Regions from separate parts of the Homo sapiens genome. Here region 1 is linked to region 2. A link is an interaction called in ENCODE POLR2A ChIA-PET data of the cell type or tissue named here. Cell type or tissue: PC-3. All regions are shown on one strand.

What was found. ChIA-PET counts read pairs that join two places held together with the same protein. Peaks named below come from ENCODE experiments on the same cell type or tissue, not always from the same donor. Only the 100,000 strongest peaks of a DNase experiment are listed, where the experiment ranks them.
Region 1: POLR2A ChIA-PET joins it to region 2 with 10 read pairs; 2 of 35 experiments call an interaction of 5 or more read pairs at or near these places.

Annotation. Positions count from the first base shown.
Region 1 is chr2:219,965,201-219,973,200 of GRCh38, reverse strand. All of the region lies in intron 1 of LOC105373891 (a long non-coding RNA gene), which reads right to left. Among named protein-coding and RNA genes, the nearest start is that of MIR4268, 63 kb to the right of the region's middle. RefSeq lists enhancers at 3,619-4,818, 7,208-7,873, 7,874-8,000. In PC-3, no CTCF peak of the experiment used is centred here; DNase peaks (open chromatin) are centred at 3,470 and 4,330; H3K4me3 peaks cover 591 bases; H3K27ac peaks cover 2,339 bases.
Region 2 is chr2:219,794,740-219,802,739 of GRCh38, reverse strand. No RefSeq gene overlaps it. Among named protein-coding and RNA genes, the nearest start is that of LINC02832, 69 kb to the right of the region's middle. In PC-3, no CTCF peak of the experiment used is centred here; no DNase peak of the experiment used is centred here.

The DNA of each region.
Region 1 (8,000 bases), 170 kb before region 2:
TGGTTTGGCTGGATTTTTACAATTAGAGAAATATAATCTAAAAAAAATGCATTAAGTTACAGTTATCAGGATTTGAAACCCAGAATATATAAACAAAGCTGGAGAAGAAAAGGAGAACAGTGTGACAGTATGCTAAATTTCAAATATTGGCTACAAGTGACCCAAAGATACTGGTTTGGCTGGATTTTTACAATTAGAGAAATACAGGTTAAAGAATCTTTTTGAAGACCTTAAAATTACTCATTAATAGAATGTAAAAGAGAATGCCTACTTGGGAAAGACAAAACAATAAAAACTTAGCATTTAGCAATAACTATAAACAGTCCAAATATCTATCCATAGGATATTGATGAAATAAATTACTATTACTCCAGAACCATAAAGGAATAAAATACAGCCATTAAAAAAGTCAGATCATAAAATACTTTGCCTTGGGAAAGAAAATGTAGACAGTATAGGAAGTAGGAGTGAGAGTTTCAAAAAGTTTGTGCCCTGTAATCCCAACTTTGAAAAACATAATATTTTATATATTATGTATTTTATATTTTAAAAAATACAACCATGGTGTGGGGTGGGGAGAAGACTAAAAGGATATCTGCCAAAAGGTTAACAGCAATTATTTCTATTTTCTTCCACTCGCTTTTCAGAATATAGGTAGAGTTTTTGACAAAACACACTTAAAATAAATATTAACACCATAAATACAAATCAGTTTCATGCTATGTATCAAGGATCAGCAATTTTTTTTTCTGTAAAGGGCTAAATAATATTTTAGGATTTTCCATTCATATGATCTCTGTTGCAACTATTCAGCTCTGCCATAGCACTGCAAAAGAAGCCAGACACTATGTAATCTAATCAGCATGACTGTGTACCAATAAAATTTTATTTACAAAAACTGCATTTAGGGCCACAGTTTGCCTACTGCATATCAATATCTGATATTGAAGTTTTAGAAATGATTTAAGTGTACTATTTTTCTGTTTTCTGTAATTGTTTAGCGCAAATAGTGTGTTTCTAGATCAGTACTGTCCAGTGGAAGTTTCTCTGATGTTGGAGATGTTCTATATTATTTGTGCCATCTCATACAGTAGTCAGTCACATGTGGTGTTGGGCACTTGGAATGTGGCTAGCACAACTGAGGAGTTCAATTTTAATTTATTTTAATTAATTTAAATTTAAATAGCCACACGTGAACAATATTGAACAGTGCAGGTCTAGATCACATGCTATTTGTCTATACTTTCCATTGTGCACACATAGAAGGGTACAACTACTGATTTTACCACTCTGCTTTCCTACCAGACAACATCGTCTCAGACTCATTGCTTCTTAATTCTTATCAAAACTCTCTTGTGAGGAATGAACATGGTGAAGATTGTCTGAAGGACACTTTTTCATCAATGTACTTATGCATGTGTCTAACAGTATTGACTCAGCTCCAACTATGTGCAAACACTATGCCAGGCTCTGAGAAAAAAAAAAATGTGAGTGGCCCTACCCTCACATTTTGTTCCCCAAATGATTTAAAGATGCTAAAAAATAAAAATGAATAAAAATGAGCACATGTTCCAAATACACACTGCCTCCAGGGGAAACAACTTAAATGTAAGAATAATGGCTGGGCACAGTGGCTCACACCTGTAATCCCAGCACTTTGGGAGGTGGGAGGATCATGAGGTCAGGAGTTCCAGACCAGCCTGGCCAATATGATGAAACTCTGTCTCTACTAAAAACACATAAATTAGCTGGGCATGGCAGTGTGCACCTGTAGTCCCAGCTACTCGGGAGGCTGAGGCAGGAGAATCACTTGAACCTGGAAGATGAAGGTTGCAGTGAGCCGAGATCACGCCACTGCACTCCAGCCTGGGCAACAGCACAAGACTCCATCTTAAAAAAAAAAAAAATAGCAAGGCCAGGCATAGTGGCTAATGCCTATAATCCCAACACTTTGAGAGGCCAAGGTGGGAGGACTGCTTGAGCCCAGGAGTTCAAGACCAGCCTGGGCAACTTACCAAGACCCTGTCTCTGCAAAAAAAAAAAAAACAATAGCCAGACATGGCATGTGTCTGTGGTCCCAGCTACTCAGGAGGCCAATGCAGGAGGATCCCTTGAGCCCAGGAGGTCAGGGCTATAGTGAGCCACATTCACACCACTACACTGTAGCCTGGGAGACAGAGTGAGACCCTGTCTAAATAAGTAATAAAATATCATAATAATCAGGGCTATGGTGAGCCACATTCACGCCACTACACTCTAGCCTAGGAGACAGAGTGAGACCCTGTCTCAATAAGTAATAAAATATCATAATAATATATAATAAGTTTTTTTTAAAAAAGAATAGTGAGAGGTTGATTGTAAAAAGGTGAAAAGGAGCCCATAATAATTAAGTTATCAGGGAATCTGCAGAACTAATGAGGGTTGCCCGAAGGGCTAGTCCAATTCAAATCATGTATGCTTAACACTCTGTAGGCCAAGTAAAACCTATCTGCAGGCAAGAGCCAGCCCACCAGTGGCCAAACAGTAACCATCTAATTTCTACCTTGTTTAAACCCAGAGGAGAAATTTCTATCCTGAAAATCTGGGTTTCAGCTGATTGATAAATACACATTCTTTATCTTACGTGTAAACTATAAATTTTTTTAAACATAATTTACATTATGCTTAAAATTAAGTACAAAATAAACACAAAAATTTAGACAGTAATTTGATGAGTTTTACAGATGGATATTCCCAGGTAACAACCACCCTAGTTGAAATTTAGGATGGGAGCTGCAAACTCTGGCCTGCCACCTATTTTTGTATGGCCAGAAAATAATGGATTTTATATTTTCAAATAGTTGAAAAAAATTAATAACATTTCATTGCATGTGAACTATATATGAAATTCAAGTTTCAATGTACAAATAAAATTTTATTGGGACACAGCTATGTTCATCGTTTACATGTCTATGGCCACTTTTTGGCTATAATGGTAGAGCTAAGTAGTTATAACACAGACCATAATATGAAAAGCCTAATATGTTTACTATCTTACCCTTTGCAGAAGAAGTTGGCTGACTCCGACTTACAACAGTGCCATCATACCAGCAAATTGTCTCATGTCTCTTTACAGTAAATTTTTCACATATTATACCCATCCCCTGCGACCACTGATCTGATTTCTCTCCTTGTAGATTACATTTACCTATTCTAGAACTTCATATGAATTATATAATATATATATCTTATTTCTCTGGCTTCTGTCTCTCAAATAATGTCTGTGAAATATATCCATGTTGCATATACCAGCAACTTGTTCATTTTCATTGTTGAGTACTATTTCATTGTATGAATATACCACAATTCAACTGTCTGTTCACCCTGGGACAACTAAGTTGTTTCCAGTTCTTAGCTGTTATGAATAAATCTGCTGTTGTCATTCACGTGCAAGTCTTTTGCGTACAAGTCATGAATGAGTCTCTCAGTTACTTAGTGGAATTGCTGGGTCACAAGATAGGTATGTGTTTAACTTCATAAAATACTGCCAGACTTTTATTCTCTTACCGGCATTGTGTCAGAGCCCAGTTGCGTTATATTCTAATAGCACTTGATATTGTCAGTCTTTTTCATTTAAACCAATATAGTGAGTATAATGTGGTAACTCATGATTTTAACTTACATTTCCTTCATGACTAATCATGTTGAGCATCTTTCAATGTGCTTATTGGCCTTACATACATCTTCTTTCATGAAGTATCTAAACCGAACATTATAACCATTCCTGTTTTTTCTCCTTTGCTTTGGTACTTAGAAGCTTAGAGCTTAATTAGAGGCCTAAATATAACAATTATACAGGATTTCCTGGCATGTTGGGGCTCCAACTTGAATTTTTATTTCATCATCTCTTTATCCCCTTATTTCCTTTCTCTCCTAAATTTTCATCTACTTAATTGTTATCCTGTGTTTTCAATTTTTTTTTTTTTTTAGCATGACTCAATCTTATCTTGGAATGAAGCCGGTTACAACCAAAGGAAAAAGGGCTGAAATCGGCTGGCTTACCACTTACACACAAGGAACTGTGTTGGGCCCTGGGAATATGGAGAAGAATATATCCCTGCCCTTCAGGAACTCATAGGAAAAGAAGCCAGAAATTAAAAAACAAGGCAACAAGTGCAGCAACAGAAGGTGCTCCTGAAGGACCCTGGGGCGTGTGGGAGGTGAGGGGGCAGGAGCTTTCGGGAGAAGATGATTCTTGACTGTGTGTTGACTGAAGAATGAGTCAGCAGTGCCCTGAAAGAGTGTGGTGCCCTCGGGGTGTGGTGGATGTGGGGATGCATGAGAGAATATTGTAGAACTATTAATAGGAAATATGTGATGCCAAGGTGTGTGATGTATTCCAGGAATGCACACGATTTAGCACAAGTGGAACACCAAGTAGGGAAAGTCAGGAAGTGAAGAATAAGTCATGTGACATCTAACAGCCCAAAGCAAGTCACATGGCCAAACCCAAAGTCAAAGGGCAGGGAGACATCACTCCTCTTTAGTGGCAGGAACTGCAACGTTACATTGTAAAGGATGTAACCAGGGCGAGGATGAAGGATTGGGGCCATTCATATACTCTATCCCAGCAGCTTTCCATGGGAGAAGTGTTAAGTGCCTACAACAAAAATCTGGACAACAGCTCAGACAAAGTGGATTTCTGAACCACATTTGGGTACAAAGGGTAGGCCGGATGATGTAGTTTCATTCCTCTGGGATAGTACAGGGAAATATGAGAACAGCACAGAAGATTTAGACTGTTCCAGAAATCCATTTCTAAATAGCTACAACTCAGGTACCAACCACAGAGGACAAAGGGAACCCGAGCCTCTTCTAACAAACTGAAATCTACCAAATGCTGGTAGATATCACACTGTTCTCTGGATTGGATTTTTGTATTTAAAGCTAAAAACAGAGATTCTGCCTCAAAAATTCATGTCAGCATTCTATTGCTCAATTATCATTATGCACGTGAGTATAACCATCCGATGGTTAAACTATAGCTGGCACTAATGCAATTGGATTGTTAAAAAATATTCCTGAGCACCACTCTTATCCCAGTACTAGTTAACTGCTATGCTAATGTCTTGGCACATGAGACTAATAATGAAATGAGTTATAACTGTGTGTTTGGATCACATTACATTGCTTCAAGTGTATCATAATATTTTATAGCTTAATGGAGAATCTGGCTTATAGCAATACAGGAAAAATAAATCTCAGCCAATCATCATCCATTAAAAAAAGAAATCTACGGTCAGCAGCCGACAAGATTTTAACCATCAATAACAATTACCCTGAAACCTTTTTGACACAATAGGTAGATATTTAATAACAATAACATAAGATACACCCTTGCTAATGGAGATATATTAAGATATTGATTAGTTATGCAAGAAAGTTTATGCTTATTCCATTGCCACTAGTAATTATGAGCAGGCTGTTGACTACTCCTTGAACCACATCTTTTAGTCCATTTCCCTTTTTCTACCCAAGAGTATACTTGGCTGGCAGATAATCAGAACAAACAGACGTTCCTAGAAAATGTGAACCATATGTACAACCTAATGCAGCAAGCGTTTGCTGAATGCCTACTACGTGCACCCTAACTGTGCTGGAGGTGCCAGGACTACACAATGGAAAGGGACAACCCCTTTGCTCAAGAAGCTTATGGTCTAGTGGAGGACAGAGAGAGGACCAGAGCACACAGAAAGATGGGAATGGGGCATGCAGAGAGGCAGCTAAGCCAGCCAAGTGGGGAATTGGAGGAGCAACTAATGACTGTACCAGAAGGCAGAGGAAGCAGAGGAAGGGCTGGGAGGAAGCAGGGGAGCTGGAGCACAGGCTGTAAGAGCGGTGCCTTTTCAACATTTTTCTCAGGTTAATTTGTAGACATGACAGTTGCTAGGACACTAAGGGGAAAAATGTTAAAGGAAGTAATGGGAAAGCAAGATGTGTGGAGATGTATACAAAGGCAGCGGAGGACTGGGGGCTGCCTAACACATTCACTAACCCAACCAGAGGGCCTAGCTCAGTTCCCCGCAGGGATGCTGGGGCCCAGCTGCTCCTCCCAAGCTGGAGGTCAGGCCCTCAAAGGAAGCACAAGTGTAACCACCTATGGGTTCTTCCTGCCCATCTCACAGACAAAAACAATTCATTGAGACCATGACATTGCAATAAAGGAAAAGTTTAACTGACACAAGGCCAGCCATGCCACTTGGGAGACAGAGTCATTACTCAAATCAATCTCCCTGAAAATTCAGAGGCTAGTGTTTTTCAAGGATAGTTTGGCAGACCAGGGAATTGACTTCGGGTGGGGACAAAGGACTGGCTGGCGGTTCCAGGTTAGAGCCATTGGTCACCAGAAATGCAAAAACCTGAAAAGACATCTCAAAAGGCCAATCTTAGGTTCTACAATAGTCATGTTATCTTCAGGAGTAATTGGGGATGTTACAAATCTTGTGACCTTTGGAATAATGGCTGGTAAGACTCCTCATTCTCCTAACCTGGTGGTCTTTCATTAGCTTTACAAAAGTGGTTTAGTTTTGGGGAAGGGCTAATATCATTCAAATTATAAACTAAGTAGCTCCCAAAGTTAGCTTGGCCTAAGCCCAGGAATGATTAAGAGCAGTTCGGAGGTTAAAAGTAAGATGGGGGTTGGTTATATTAGATCTCTTTTACCGTGATAATTATCTCACTGTTAAAATTTTTGCAAAGGCCGTTTCACAAGGGTTCTAGGGCTTGGAAGGGGAAAGTTCAAGACCAAGGGTGAGGAGGAACAGACAATGGGAATTCAGAAGAGGATCCATGGAGGAGTGGCATTCGGGAACAAAATAACTTGAAAATGATTCAGAAAACCAATGTGCTTTTTTTGTATTTCAATCACTATGGATGATTTCAAAGTAAGTTTCATAGTCTCTGTCTCTTTCTCGGAAACGCCTGCCTTGTAGTTTCCATGCCTACATTTAGAAGGGGTGGTGCCAGCCCCCATGCTGACCCTGGATCCTTACTTCCTGCATGTGTGATGAGCACAGAGGTCTAGAAGAGTCTCAGAATTGACCAAGGAGCCAGAGCTACCACTTTCTGGCAGCCAGTATCTTATCCACCAGCCACACTGGACTTCATGAATCCCCATATCGCTCTGGGCATCAGGAAACCAAATGGTGAAGGTGCCACCCCTACTCTGTCAGGTCTTCCAAGAATGAAGCTCATTTGCAATGCAAAGCAACATGAAAAGTACATTCTTTTAGCATTGAAGACATGTGCCAATTCCCCAGGCACTGGAAAATGGCAAAGACTGACGTTTTGATGTTATTTTTTAAGGCATTTTTAAAAAAATAAAGATTCCCATTTTTTCATTCTCCTGAATAGAACAGAGGTAAATGGAGTGAGAGAAAAAAAGACTCTTAAAATATGATCTGGTTTTTTTGTGTGCAGGCTGCTTAGAATGCCACTGCCTGCAGGCTATAGGGGAATTCAGATGAGAGCATTTCCTTCATTCCAAATTAAAAAACAAGGGAACTAGACCTCAAGGCTATTTCTGCCTTGAAACTCTTCCTCAAACGTGGTGTTTCACAATTACAATACAGCGATTAACAAAGAATGATTTTCTTTCAACTAGGAGTTGAAGTAAAACACAGACACCCTGCCGGTCACTCTTGGTGGCAAAGTTGCTGCAAAGCAAATAACAAAGAACTGGGGGCTTACTATGGCTTTCTTATCAGAGCCAGTCAACAAGAGGTTTATATATAATGGTTTATACAAAACCTAATTTTCTGCTTTGATGCCCAGGGAGGGGGTCTCTGCCTCACTACAGGGGTTAGTAAAGTACTCCCTGCACACAGAAGGTAATTCCAATTAGATCATGGTAACCAAGACCTCTAAAGCTCACCAGAGCCCCATAATTGCCTCTACCTAAAACTGTTGTAACTCAAGGCAAATGTTAATGCACCTTTGTACTGCTGAGTCCCTGATGCTCT
Region 2 (8,000 bases):
GGGTGTAGTCCAAGGATCAGGACAGGTATCATAAGCTGCAGGGAAACATTAGCAAAAACAACTAGTGCCAAGCACATTGTTAGGCATGTTACCTATGTGTAATTGGTATCATTTTATACTTATTAAACCACCAAAAGAAGTTTGAAAATAAAATAATAACATCCAATGCTGGCAATATTTTGCCAGCCTGCTACATTCATTTATTCATGTCAGGTATATAAATTGCTACACTCTGCTGGAAAGCAATTTGACAATATATATATGGATCCATGAAGATATTCATACCCTTTGACACATTAATCCCGCTGTTGGAAATGTATCCTAAAGAAACCTTTGAAAGGAAGCAAAAAAATCTATTTATACAAAGACGCTCACTACAATGTTATTTGTGATACTGAAACTCTGAAAACCTCCACAGTGACCAAAAGGAGAATTGATAGGTAAGTGATGGCACATGACCTTGATGGATGATATGGGTTCACTGAAATGATTCATGGGGGTCTATGTGAGAACATGAACAAGCACATCCTATTATGTGAAAAAGAACTCAATGGCAATTACATTATTTTTGTCACTATGGATCTGTGTGGATAATAGCAGGAAATAAAACCAAACAACTGTCCTAGGGAGAGGTATTGTGGGAGATCTGCTTCTCCTTACACTTTATAATGTTCTTATTGTGACGATTAATGAATGTTGGGGTGCTATGGTTTGAATGTGTCCTCCAAAACTCATGTTGAAATGTAATGGCCATTGTGACAGTATTCAAAAATAGGACCTTTAAGAGGCGATTAGGTCATAAGAGCTCCACCTTCACAAATGGATTAATGCCATTTTTGAGGGAGTGGGTTAGTTATCTCAGGAGTGGGGTCCTGATAAAAAAGATGAGTTTTGCCTGATTTCCTCTCCTGATCTCATATGTTCACCAGGTGATGTCTTCCTCCAGGTTATGATGCAGCAAGAAAGCCCTTACAAGAAGCAGCCCCTCATTCTTGGACTTCCCAGCCTCCAGAACCTTAAGCTAAATAAGCTTCTATTGTTTATAAATTACCCAGTCTCATGTATTCAGTTATAACAGCAGAAAACTAAGATGTGGGGGAAAACAGAAAAATAACAAATAAAAGCCAGCTTGGGTGAGAGGAACAGTCCAGTGGATAAACGGCAGGACTGGCCCAGGACTAGAGACAATCCCAGCAAAGAGCTCAACTTGGTCCACCAGCCAGACCAGGACTCTGACCTTCTACCCTCCCAATCAGTAACACTTCTGGACAGAGCAGCACCCTCAGTTGCCCTGGGTTTGTTTCCTTCATTGTACTATTATACTTCAATGTGCTATTGCCTTTATCAGCCAAACTCACAGGGTTATTGAGAGGGTCCATTTAGATAATGTTGCACTTCACTTAAGAACATTTTCTGATAGTAATCCAAAGATATTTTTTGCAGAGTCAATGGTACAGCTTAGTCCTTCCATTCCAGATTTTGGGGTAGAACAGGTTTAATGACTGGCACCTAAGTCTCTACCTCTCAGTGTTCATATGTAATGATCTGGCCACTTCATATACTGTTGCAAGCCACAGGCTCAAATTAATTTACTTATTATGGGAGATGTCTTCTCTGCTCTTTCTTGTATACCTTTCCTGGCACACTGGCCACCCATCCTCTTCAGAATCCAACTCTGAACCACTCAGGAACACCATCACTGTGAGCTGAACCTCCAAACCAGAGCATCATCTCTTCTTGGTGTTGTTTCCTCTCTGGTCCACAAAGCTAGTGGTGGAATGAAGCGTTTGAGCAAAATGGCCTTCCCAAGTTGCTGCCTAGCAGACTCCAGTCATCTTCAAGGTTCAACTCAACCATCATCCTATAGCACTCTTTCTCAACCTTGACATTCATGACATTTGGGACCATGTAAGTTTTTCTTGTAGGAGGCTGCGCACGCATTTCAGGTTATTGAGCAGCATCCCTGGCCTCTAGATGCCAGTAACAAATTCGATTCCCCTAGTTGAAATAACCAAAAATGTCTCCAGACATTGCCAAATATCCTTTAAAAGCCAAAATCCCTCCCCTACCGGCCTCATCTCCACCACCCCAACCAGCAGAAGGATTTCCTCTTCTACCTTTTCATTCCTAGAGTATATATAACTAATATTTAAGTATCTCCCTTATAGCCCTTGTCATTTCATTCTATGATTAATTCTCTGCCTGTGTGTCACTGAAGGCAAACCTTAGTTTCCCCAAGGTAGATGCTGTATCTTGAACAGCATTACACACCCCATGCATAGCACAGGGCATGGCACAGAGGAGGTGCTCAGCACATCCTGTGAAGTTAAACCATGACTCCATGCATCTCAGGAACTTGCGGTGACAAACAAACATGATCCCAATCCAGGGCTGTAACACTTTCTTCTTTCCCAAACTGGGGTGGAAAGGAGAACTGGATGGTGTGTTTATTTACTGGAGAGGGAAAATACTACATTTTATACTAATAGAGATATTCAAGAAAGTCTGGGCTTGTGATGGCAATTATTTTCAATAAATTCTGACTTTGAGACCTTGCTAAACCATACCCACAGGGACTAAACTGCCTAATTCCAAGAGAAAAAAAAAACAAGAAGGAATAATCCCAAAGCCTCCAGGCATTGATTTATAGATGGTGAGACTCCCTAAATCTCATCTGACATTATTTACAATAAGATCTCCTGTGAGTCCCCAGTTGATAGACTGACAAGCAAAAACTTGCTTAACCCAGGACATGAGGGATTTGGGTGAGCCATGGGTGAAAGGCCACCGTAATCAGGACATGAGGCACAGAGCCCAGAACCAGATTCCAAGAAGATGGATGCCGAGTTGTGTCAAAAGCTCTTGAGAAGAAAAAGCATTATCCTCCAGCAAATTCTATGTAAATAACCTTGACATAGAGCAACTCTGAATGAAACTGACCTTCTAATAGATAAATAAGACTTTGAGGAATTTTCTTAATTTTAAATGAGCTTAGAGAGTTTGTAGGCAATATCTCTGTCCCACCATGGCTGGATTAATGGGTGTGCATGCACGCATGTGTGTGCACATGGGCCACACCCCTTTTTCTTGGTGGTGGGGTGGCTTGCCCCACCTTCATATATGGGACTCAAGGAAAAGGAATAGGTGGTTTTAGTGAGACCAGAGCCAGCAATGGGGTTAGAAAGCCCTGCTTCCTCAGGGTTCTCTACAGGCTTGAGGCCTACACCCCCTTCCACCAAGCTCTGGGATGGCAGAATGGCCCCAGGGGGAGCCCCTCCAGCCTCAGTGTCCTGCACAGACCTGTTGGCCCCAAAGCTTCTTGGCTCTTTTCTCCTACAGAATCACAGTCAGCCTACATTGAAAAAAAGCTGGCATTTGGGAACCTGGGCTATACTTGAAGAACTCCTGGGAGACTACCCCAAGTTCAACCTGCCTGTAAAGATGAGAGCAAGTGCCCTCGGCCACCAAAAAAAAGTCTTCCCCAACTCCACTGGGCCTGGAAATCTCTTCAGATGAGACACAGCCTTTCGTCCCCCTATGAGAGCCAAGACTCAGGTGGTCAATCCACCAAGGAGATGTCATAAACCTCCCTCAGACCATTCACTGTGAAGCGTAAACCACTCCTCACTGAGATTGTCTTCTGCTTCTTCCCACGCTGCCTTCTCTCAAAGACAGAACCTTCTTATCCTTCAGGCTGGAGGTTAAATGCCACCGGCTCAGAGAGGCCTGTGAATCTTGATCACAGCTACTTGTGCATGTCCTTCATACCCCTCTGTGCTGGGCCACACTCTGGGTGTAAGTATCTACTCTCCCCTCAACTCTAAACTCCTTGAGGAAAGAGATTACATTCATCTTGCTCACCCATCCTTCACCTATGCCCAGCATGGTGCCTGGGGCATAATAGGTTCTTCATGAATGTTGTTAATTTCATGAAAAAACAATAAAGATTCTTCTCCAGAGAAGATGCTGACAACTGGGTAGGAGAAGATAGGACTGTGTGGTATGCCAATGCCAGGCCTATGGGGCACAGTCCTCCCAGTTTCGTGCCAACATGAGTAAATAATTGGGTGTGCTAACAGACCAAACATCATTATGTAATCACAATGCTACCTGGCATATGTGCCTTCTATTAATACTTACAGCATAACCTATGACTAATGCAAGAATATGGCACTCTTCACATAGCATGGGTACCCAGAGTCATAATAATAAATCCCGGGTAACATAGTTTGCTAAAGAAAGTTTTTGCAAGGCTAGAATTTCATAGAAATGTTGATGAGAGCCCAGGAATCTGGGAAAGCCCAGCTTCAGAGCTTCTGCCAGCTTGTGGCATCTCCACGTGGATAGGCTGGTAACCCTCATCACCATCTGATTACCTCTCTTATGGTGGAACCCAACCTGATGTCAGCCCGTCTCTTTTGCTTTATCCTTTAAGCTCAAGGCTGTAAAGTATAATTTGCACAAAGGATATCTAAGTGTCTTTTTTTTTTTTTTTTTTTTTTTTGAGACAGAGTCTCACTCTGTCACCCAGGCTAGAATGTAATGGCACAATCTTGGCTCACTGCAACCTCCACCTCCCAGGTTCAAGCAATTCTCCTGCCTCAGCCTCCCAATTAGCTGGGACAACAGGCGTGCACCATCATGGCTGGCTAATTTTTGTATTTTTAGTAGAGAAGGAGTTTTACCACGTTGGACAGGCTGGTTTCAAACTTCTGACCTCAAGTGATGCGCCCGCTTCTGCCTCCCAAAGTGCTGGGAATACAGGTGTGAGCCACCGTGCCTGGTCTAAGTGTCCATTCTTAAAGCCAGACCTCCGTGAGACTGACCCAGTGGGATGGGAAGAAGGGAAGAAAACATGAAAGATTAAAGGAAAAAAAGGCATCAATTGATTATTAAAAGGGTTAGAAAACAAACTCATTAAATCAGCTTGTTACCTGTACCCCCAGCTGCCCTGGGGAGCTAAAGAACTCAAAAAAAAAAAGGAACTTTGTGTTTACATCCTACTTCCCTGCTTCATTCCCACATGCATGGATTAATATGCAGGAGGACTGGTCTTCTGAAACATGTGTAAAACCACAGTGCAACCTGGAAATTGAAGAATGGGGCTCAATGAATCTATTTGAGACAAGCTCTGAATCAGACTCATGTCTCTAAGCCCAAATACTGGATCTGCAGTGACCAGTGGACACCCCAACAGAGGACATGTTAAATCATCCAGCTATCAACAAGCTACCTAATTTAGCAGCCAGTTAGAACATGGTAATAACCATGCCTCCGATGTGAGAACTATTCCAAATAAATCTATGGGCCCACAGAATATTAAGATTCAACAGGTTTCATTAATTTCCTGAAGCGTGCTTGTTTGTAAAAAGCTGGATGGAAATTCTGTTTGGGTAATAATCTCTTTGAATCCTTAAATCCCACTTTTAGTTATCAGTCTCCAACAAATGAAGGAAGAAAGTGAAATTACTCAACTTCAAACCCCAAATATTTTGGCAACTTTGAGCCAACTAAAGGCTTCAGATGGGATTCTCTTTTGTCTTTCTCCAAATCTCCAAATTCCATGGAAGGTTTCTGGTTGATAAATTAATATGGCACCAACTCCATGTAGCACAACCCAGCAGTATCTTGGCCAAGAATTTTTAAAAACAATAACGTCAGACTCTATTAAAGAATCTAGGAATTATTTTTCTTTACTTACTTTTTCTCTTTAACATGGCATTGCTATACAACATTCCTCAGATGGCTTTAACCAACTGCAAATAACTGAAAAGCATTTTAAATCTTATTTAAAGAGCTGCTGTTCTTATTGAAAATGCAAGCAAGTGACCTCTGAATTTAACCCATTACATCTGAGCCTTCCCAGCCCCAAGTATTTGTGAAATGCCACAAAAAATATAAACAAGAAAACGTCTAGGCAAAAACATGGGGAAACCAGTGAGGAAACTTTGGGGAGCTTTGTTGAAAATGTATATTCTCTCTATCCAGACCTCAACACAAAACACTATTGGCAAAGTAAAGTAACATTTTATTATGACCTGAGATTTTCACGCTAAACTCCTCATGTTGAGTGCATCATTTTCCCAAATTAATTAGTCCTAAGTAAGCCTTCAATCAAAGCAGCATAAAGCGGATTCTCTCTATCCCCCTAAAATCCTAAATCAAGGCTCAGATTTTAACTTATTGATGCAAAGGTTTGCAAAAAGGCAACTTTAAGCACCTATTCTGCATAACAAACCCCCCAAAACTTAGTGGCTTAAAACAACCAGTAAGATCTTTTGCTCATGATCTTGTGGATCATGAATTGGGGAAAGGATCAGCTCAAGACTTTTCATCAGTTGCAGTCAGATGGTAGCTGGGGCTGCAGTCATCAGAAGGCCCAACTGGGCTGGATATCTAAGATGGTGTACTCCCATGGCTGGCAGTTGGTGCTGGCTGTTGGCTGGGAGCTCAGCTGGGGCCATTGCCTGCAGCAAGCACCTACACATGGCCCCTCTATGTGGTTTGGATTTCTCACAGCATGGTAGCTGGGTTCTGAAATGAAGCTTCCCAAGAGTAAGTGTTTCACGAAACAAAAGCAGAAGATATACAGCCTCTTCTTACCTAACCTCAGAAGTCATGTTTGCCACTTTCACTGCAATCTGATGGCTACAAATGGGTCGCTGAAGCCACTGAGATTCAAGGGGAGAGGAATGTGTCCATGTCTCAATTTGAGAAGCATCAAAGAGTTTGTGGCAAGCTTTTAAATCTGCTACAGTGCTATCAGAAGTGATTGCACCAATGCTGAGGACAGAGCTGGCCTGGGTTGCATCTTTCTTAGTCAATGCCACCCTTCCTCCTGTGTACTATCTAAAAATCTCCTGGCCATGTCTGGGAACCAGGCAACAGTTCCTTTCTTCTACAATTCAATCGCATATATCCCTGATCCCCTCCCTGGACCCAGCTCAAGGAGGAATGTACCAGGTAGCACCACAGTGTACAGTTGTAAAGGTTGTACACTGCACAAAGGCAACCAGCCAAGTTGTGTGCCCTTGTCTAGTCATGCACCTGGCTCAGAGCAACATCCATGCAGAGAGGTTGTTTTGCCTAATTTGTACCAAGGTACTACAAAGGCTAGCAATCCAGGGTGCTCAGCTCTCTCTCAGAGATTTCCACCATCCATTGCCATCTACTTTCTAGTTTCTCATGTTCCTATGAAACTTATTGCTGTGTGAATGATAAGAGGGAGGGCAGGGAGCATGTAGTCACTGCATTGCAGTAGATAGTGATGCCACTAGAATGCACAAATTTCTGAGGAGTACAGATGGGAAGATGCCTCTGACTGAGGAGGTATAAAAAAGGGGGCATTCTTGCAAAGTTGACCTACAAACAGGCAAAGAAAAGATGCACAGTCTTTGAGTTAGAGAAGAGGGGGATGGGGGAGTCATTCCAAGCAAACAGACTAAAAGTATAAAAGGATAAAAGGGAAGATATAAGTAGATAATAGTACAGCAATGCCTTTGACTGAAGCACAGATAGGCACAGAAAAGAGGGGGATATTAGTCAAGAGATAAATTAGATGGGCCCCAAGCTTCTATGGACAAGGGCTCTCCTCCTATAATAGCACCTGCCAGTGCCTCACCCAGATCCCCTCAGATGTCATGTAGGTTCTGTGTGCTCCTCCCCAGCTCCCATGTGCTTTGGTTGGCTGCCCCTGCAGGTGACAGCCCATGGGTTTCTAGTGCTATTTTGATCACAACATTTGGAGACCCAGAAGTACCTGGGAGCTTACAGGGGGTTACTCATAGCCAACACCAGATTAGTGAAGGAATATGAAAGCCCAGAACCTTCACCTTAGTTGGTACAAACTCTGTGGGGTGATTTATGCTGCAGATCACTTCACAGATGAGGCTGAGGCTAGAAACATCACCTGAAATCTCACCCTGCTTAGCTTCCTGCTTGTTCTCCCTTGTCCTGCTTCCCACTCCCTTTGTTATCTCCCCTGAGAGCCCACCCTTCAT